Linked DNA regions of Homo sapiens: all the other regions are linked to region 2. Evidence: read pairs that join two places in POLR2A ChIA-PET (ENCODE). Cell type or tissue: PC-9. All regions are shown on one strand.

Region 1 (2,500 bases), 230 kb after region 2:
TTAGTATCTTCTAATGATAAATAATCCCATAATATTATCAGATGACTTTTATATAATGGTGATTTTCCTTAAACTGTCAACATAACAGATGAAAATATTTTCTTCAAGTATTCTACATAGGCACAAGGTACCAAAATAACTCATCTACATCTATAATTTATAATGTACTTTTTGCATATATTATTTCATTTAGACCTCACGGGCCACCCTAAAAAGTATTATTAGTTAGTTATTATTATTTTTTGAGACAGGGTCTCACTCCATTTGCCCAGGGTGGAGTGCAAATGGCATGATCTTGGCTCAGTGCAGCCTTGACCTCCCAGGCTCAGGTGATCCTCCCACCTCAGCCTCCTTAATAGGACTACAGGCCTGTGCCACCACGCCTGGCTAATTTTTTTTGTATTTTCACTAGAGACGGGGTTCTGCCATGTTGCCCAGGCTGGTCTCGAACTCCTAGACTTAAGCAATCCATCTGCCTCAGTCTCCCAAAGTGTTGGTATTACAGGTGTTAGCCACCACACCTAGCCTATTAGCCCATTTTATAAAAGAAGAAATTAAACTTCAGGGATATTAAGTGACTTATCTGCTGAGCTAGTAAGTGGTAGAACCAGGATCAAGTTCAGTCTTTTGATCCAAATCTCTTTCATAATATACTCCCACTCACAGAATGTCTTATTTCCAAATGCATAAGAGGGTCCATAACATTTCTGTCACATAATACCTACTAAGCAAGAAGTTATTTATATAATACATCTCAGCACTGTAGTACCTTTCACTCATTTCCTACAGCTCCAAAGTGGAATTTTAAGTAACTAGAAAATACAGAAAAGACAAAAAAGCTTAATTCACAAACTGGACCAAAGCATACATACATATTATAATTTCAACTACAGTATGTTTGATGTATCTAAATATCCAAGTTCTCTCTTCATTTATAATTGCCCTTTTCTTAAGTCTTTATATCTTCTACTCTCTTTCTTTTCTCTCAATACTTTAACTTCAAGAACTAGTGGAATGACTGCAGGTCAGATACCAAGATTGGACAGAGTAAGTTCCATGTGCCTTTTCCATATTAAAGAAGAGAAAAGAAAAAGTATCCTTTTAATATCCTCCAATGTATAGACAACAAATTAAAGGCAAAATATATTTCATTAATCATCATTTCAGTTTCTTTAGAAAATGTTTATTGGGGCCGGGCATGGTGGCTCACGCCTGTAATCCCAGCACTTTGGGAGGCCGAGGCAGGCAGACTACCTGAGGTCAGGAGTTTGAGAACAGCCTGGCCAACAGATGGTGAAACCCCATCCGTACTAAAAATATGAAAATTAGCCGGGCGTGGTGGCGCGAACCTGTAATCCCAGCTACTCAGAAGGCTGAGACAGGAGAATCGCTTGGACTCGGGAGGTGGAGGTTGCAGTGAGCTGAGATCACGCCACTGCACTCCAGTCTGGGTGACAGAGCAAGACTCCGTCAAAAAAAAAAAAAAAAAAAGTTTATTGGGGGAGAGATAAGGAGACCAAATATAAATATGCAAGTGTAAGTACTTCATCCATTTCAACTTATTGTAACAGCACACTTTGATAAAATACTAGTAATTAACATAATTACACATCTCAGGCCAAAGCAAAAGATTAATTTACCTAAACACACACACACAACCTTAAATGTGTAAACTTATTATGAATTTCATGTTTTATAACAGGAAATATTAAAATTCTTTCTTTAGCCATTTTAAGTTCTAAGATTTCAAAAGAAGTAATTTATAATTTACTTTTTACTGTGTGGAAGATTAGTATGATACAAGCTCTAACTACAGTTAAATCTGCCATAATGAAGAAACTATGATCCCCAAAGATTACATAAAACATAGAGTTGGATTACTGTGAGATTAAAATGATAAAGGCAAGCCTGTACACCTAGCTAGTTAGGTGTCCTGTGAAATTCAAATTCATCTGGGCTCAGGCTGCAATTTGGCACCACCTGGTGGCAATTGTCCACTCTAGCCTCAGTATACATCCAATCAATTCTGAGCCCTGTGGCTGGCTGGGGCATCCACAGGGCAGCCCCAATCCCAGGAATCCCCTGGTTAGGTAGTGTCCATTTTGATGTGGATAGGGGGTCAGAAGAACACTGGAGACAAGGAGACAAGGACATCTGCTTTCAGTTTTCCTACTTCCAGAAACGGCTCTGTTGGTTGTTTCCCCACACAGCCTTACCTACCAACCTACCCCTACCAACCACATTTATGTTACAATGGGATAAACTTTAAAGATTTTTTTTTAAAAAACAGCAAAAACCTAAAAAATGAGGAAATTTTCAAGATGATTACATACCAAAGTTTATATGGCTATGTGGATTGCTTAGGAATAACCATAGGAAGTTCCCATATATTTTAAAGTTATTATATCAGTCAACAAAAGCCTATTAAATCCACAACAGAATTGAACCACAGAACCAACAGTACTTATTTGTAAAATAGTAATAATACTATCTATACCAC
Region 2 (2,500 bases):
TTCTATTCCTGCTGTAATGCCACACTTTCCCTAATGCATCTTGAAAACAACTCAGTTATTCTGATTAAAGAAAAGGAGGGAAGGCATAAAAGGTTCTTGTGAGGCTGTCAGCTTTTTATTCTTCTGTGGACCCTCCTGCAGCAGGGCTTTTGCCTGGCTTTGCCCTGCCCAGGACCACTGAGAGTAATCTGGTAATACGCATTTAGGTGAGAACCATGTTTTGAGCCACTTCCAGAGAAAATAATCGAATGAGTTATTGTCCATTCTGAAGTTATACAGGGATAAACTCTGTTTAAACAAATTGTCTTAGGTAGAACTGGACTGGACTTCAGGAAAGCCAAGACATACTAGAGCCCCTAGCACTGGTCAAAGGCAGCGAGGGGACTTCTCCCAGGGCCAGAAAGCACTGATCTGCCAAACCCAGAGAGGGAATGGGTGGGATCACGATGTCAGGGGTTACACTTACAGTCTACATCCTAGCAGAGATTTGGAATCTCTGGGCTCCTAAACTACTGCTACTTCTCCTCTGGGTTCCCAGTAAACATTATGAAGACTATCCCCTGTCATTAATAGAGTTAATGAAATCAAATACCAATTCTTCCGTCTCCTGATAACGAGACAACACTCGGATTCACTTTCTTATAATGGGAGTTCGCACTGACGTTAAAGTGTCAATGAGGAATTTCACCTTTTCTTTTTGTAAGCAAAACAGAAAAATCCTCTATTTTCATTTTTTCCCAGTATGGAATGAGTACTAGATAACCTTCCCTTTAATTTGCACTTCACATGGTGACCCTGACCAGTAGGTCTCCTCCCAACTCGTAAAGGTTTACCTTTTCATAAAGTAGCCAAAAATAAATTTATTCTTCTATATAGATATTTTTAGGTAAAAGTTACCTACTGTGCACTTCTAAAACTGTAACTTATCCTTAATAAGAGTTGTTGTTTGAGATCCTTGAATATAAATAATACTGGCTAACAGACTAGGAATGCTGCTACGGAGATACTTTTACTAAAGTAGGACATTATTTCTAATCTTTCACTAGAAACGATGTAGGCCATCAAGTAAACAGCTACTACATTCTATAGAACCAAAAATATCTGCCAAATTCTTGGGTGACTGTATTATTATTTTTTAAAAACATTACTCTCTACTTTCAAGACTAATTATTTCTATCTCCACTCCAGCAATTCTATTTAGTCTATGAACAAAAGGGCAAGAAGAGATTATTCATCTTTGGATTCTCCACAAAACCAGTAAAAAATATTTGCTGAATCAAATTATACTTAACTTTTGATAAGCTTTATCATCTCTAAACAATGTTTAATCAATTTCCTATGTAAATGTTTCTCAGAAGAAAGAACAAGTCCTAGAAGCAAAGTTTAATCTTCCCAGTGAGTCATTAAAAAGAAATTGCTTCTAAGCTTTCATGCTCATAAATACCTTTCCTGGGGTCTGAACCAGCAAGTCTCTTAAGCTACTACTTTAAAAAAAAATTGTTTGAAATTATCAATACACAAAATAAATTTCAAAGCTGCAAATGAAAAAAAAATGGAAAAGAATGAAAAGAATGTTTAATAAAATCTAATACTAAAGGCTAATAAATGTGATACTTCCTCTGCAATAGTTTTCAAATAGAGACTCAAAAAACCACTGAGTCCTAAATCTCTTCCTGCAAAAAAGATTTTGCCTGTGTTATCTCTACCAATAAAACAGGTTACACATTTAACCACTATTATTTCTCGATTCACATTGTAAGATCTCCATCCATTAAGGCCCAGAGTGAAAACCTTTGTATACAGTTTTCCTAAAAAGCCTTTTACCCTTTTCCCACAGTTCCACAAAAAGAAGAGTAACTTATGTTCAGAACACTGAATGTTGCTTTTAGTAAGTACCTGCAATGAAAATATCTTTATTGTCAATATTATCGATTTTTTATTTTTTATTATTATTATTTTTTCAGATGGAGTCTTGCTCTGTTGTCCGGGCTGGAGTGTGGTGGCATGATCTTGGCTCACCACAACCTCTGCCTCCCAGGTTCAAGCAATTCTCCTGCATCAGGCTCCCAAGTAGCTGGGACTATAGGCATGTGCCACCATGCCCAGCTAATTTTTGTATTTTTAGTAGAGACAGGGTTTCACTATGTTGGCCAGGCTGGTCTCGAACCCCTGAACTCAGGTGATCCACCTGCCTCCGCCTCCCAAAGAGCTGGGATTACAGGCGTGAGCCGCCACCGCGCCCAGCCAAATATTATCGAGATTTTAAAACCAAAAGCTATGTTTAATATATTCCATGAAAAATGACTTTGGAGCAAAGACCTAGAAAGGAATTTTTTTTTTTTTTTTTTTTTTTGAGATGGAGTCTCACTCTGTTGCCCAGGCTGGAGTGCAGTGGCACGATCTCAGCTCACTGCAACCTCCGCCTCGTGGGTTCAAACGAGTCTCTTGCCTCAGCCTCCTGAGTAACTGGGACTACAGGCATGTGCCACCACGCCTGACT
Region 3 (2,500 bases), 150 kb before region 2:
ATCTCAAAGACATAGAGCCAGGAGGATCTTAGGTCAGTGGTGTTCATGTGTGATGATAACTGCAGAGTCTTGGGGAACATCACAGAACCACACAGACCTTGTAAAGGTCACATATTCAAGCTGCAGCATCTACACCTGGTTACACTTCACCTTGTCAAATCACACACTCACAATTTTATCCCACATTCTATCTTTTCCCATTTTTTTATTAAACATATATAATTAGGATGGGTCACTTATGAAGAATAGTATTTAGTAGTCTCATCACAGAATAATACAAATGAACACATTTCTATCAAAAGCTGTAAATGGCCAGGCACAGTGACTCACAGCTGTAATCCCAGCACTTTGGGAGGCCGAGGTGGGCAGGTCACTTGAGGTCAGGAGTTCAAGACCAGCCTGGCCAACATGGCGAAACCCCTTCTCTACTAAAAATACAAAAACTAGCCAGGCATGGTGGTGCGTGTCTGTAGTCCCAGCTACTCAGGAGGCTGAGGCAGGACAATCTCTTGAACCTGGAAAGCGGAGGTTGCAGTGAACCGAGATCATGTCACTGCACTCCAGCCAGGGTGACAGAGTGAGACCCTTTCTCAAAAGAAAAAAACAAAAATACAGATTCCTTGGTCCCATTCCTGACTTACTTAAAATCAGAATTTCTAGGGATGGGACTTTGGAATTTGTATTTTAAAAAAATAAATAAATAAAGCTGTAATGTCCTAACATACAAGCTGTGTTTATAACTTTATTGAAGTAATTCCTATATAATCTTTCTGAAGACAAGGCTTCAGCTGCATGGCATGTAATCTAAACTAGACAAAGGTTATACTTCCCACCCTCTATAGAAACTTACAATCATATATTCCAATAATAAGATTCTGTAGAGATGAAGTGGTTGTTTTGTATAACAAGATCGTATATCTTCCAGCTAGAATAAAATGAGGTTTTGAAAACAAAGTAATTACATTGTTAAATGGGACATAGAAAAGACATTTCGCCTCCTAAGAATGTTTGTTATGAATTTAAACAGAAAATATTTTTATGGGAACAGCAATAATAAGTTATGAACAATTCTATTTTGAAAAGTTTTTTTAATGAATCAATGTTTTTGCTTGCAAAGAACATTCTTCTAACTTGATATGTTAATGTTCTATAATATATCTTTTAGTTGAAATATTGCATCACTCACTACTTCTATTTTGCCTAGCAAAGGACAAATCATTTTAATTTTGTGCAAACCACACATCTGTTTTATATGAGAGATCACTATTTCTCACTTGCTAAAAATATATACAAGACAAAAACAGCCTCCCAAAAACTACCCGGCTACACATTTAGCCCTACTACAAACATTCTGTGGTCCTTGAATTGAGCAAATCACCAACTAAATTGGCAAATGTTAATATTGCTGTCTGCTTTTCATAGAAAGAAGTGCTCTGTTTCTGTTGGACACGTTTTCAGGAAAGTGAGGTAATCCTCAATTTTTCCCTAGGAAAGTAAGCCTGGGGCATGCTCAGAAGTGGCTTGGTGAGGCCATTGTTTGAAGGTAAAAGGAGGTGGTTAGTGGTATGATGAAACTGAGATAAGACTGAACGCAAAGGCAATCAGTAAGAATGTTCAAAGTCATTGACGTCAATTAGACTTTTACCGAAGAAATGACTATAGTATGTGGCCTCTGGATTAATAAATCATTATTGATCAAACAGCTCTTCCTTCCCCTTCTCACCACCTGGCCGTTCAAATAAAAAGTACCTTCTTCCTTATGCCCCAAGTCCAAAAAAAAAAAAAAAAAAAAAAAGGAAAGGGGAGTGTTTTAAAATACTTCCAATCTTTTCCTATACTGGTTGTAAAACATGATCTGAATGTCCTTCAATATCTACTTCTTGAAGGCAATCAAAAAATAAATTAAGTGAATTGACGGGATGTCTTTGCCAATGCTCACATTTCATGTCATATGTTTGTGATCACAATTATGCCGAAGACCAGTGCTCTCATTCCTTCCCTGAAGCTGTGGTTCCTCAAGTATGAAGGGAATGAGTTACATTCCTTGTAGGTTCTAGCCATTTCCCGTTTCTCAATTAAGAAACTTGCAGGTTACTGGGCCGGGCGCAGTGGCTCATGTCTGTAATCCCAGCACTGTAGGACGCCAAGGGAGGAGGACTGCTTGAGTCAATACTAGCCTGGGCAGCATAGTAAGACCTCATCTCTACAAAAGATAAAAAATTAACCAGGCATAGTGGCATACACCTGTGGTCCTAGCTACTCAGGAGGCTGAAGCAGGAGAACTGCTTGAGCCCAGGAGTTCGAGGCTGCAGTGAGCTGTGATTGTGCCACTGCAGTCCAGCCTACGCAACAGAGCAAGACCCTATCTCAAAAAAAGAAAAAAAAGAAAAGAAAAAGGAAAGAAAGAAACAGCGATTACTAACAACCTGGGCTTCTGGAACTTCCTGATCTTTCCCCTAGTACCTGACAGAGAAAGTAGCCCCCAAAGACATTAAATGAA

The links. ChIA-PET counts read pairs that join two places held together with the same protein. Peaks named below come from ENCODE experiments on the same cell type or tissue, not always from the same donor. Only the 100,000 strongest peaks of a DNase experiment are listed, where the experiment ranks them.
Region 1: POLR2A ChIA-PET joins it to region 2 with 10 read pairs; 5 of 35 experiments call an interaction of 5 or more read pairs at or near these places.
Region 3: POLR2A ChIA-PET joins it to region 2 with 13 read pairs; 6 of 35 experiments call an interaction of 5 or more read pairs at or near these places.

Annotation. Positions count from the first base shown.
Region 1 is chr13:72,839,516-72,842,015 of GRCh38, reverse strand. The region is part of intron 9 of PIBF1 (progesterone immunomodulatory binding factor 1); the gene reads right to left. Among named protein-coding and RNA genes, the nearest start is that of PIBF1, 59 kb to the right of the region's middle. In PC-9, CTCF peaks have their summits at 1,776 and 1,977 (motif pointing left); no DNase peak of the experiment used is centred here.
Region 2 is chr13:73,068,557-73,071,056 of GRCh38, reverse strand. The region is part of intron 3 of KLF5 (KLF transcription factor 5); the gene reads right to left. Among named protein-coding and RNA genes, the nearest start is that of KLF5, 11 kb to the right of the region's middle. In PC-9, no CTCF peak of the experiment used is centred here; a DNase peak (open chromatin) is centred at 1,406; H3K27ac peaks cover 1,709 bases.
Region 3 is chr13:73,215,585-73,218,084 of GRCh38, reverse strand. No RefSeq gene overlaps it. Among named protein-coding and RNA genes, the nearest start is that of KLF5, 160 kb to the right of the region's middle. In PC-9, no CTCF peak of the experiment used is centred here; no DNase peak of the experiment used is centred here.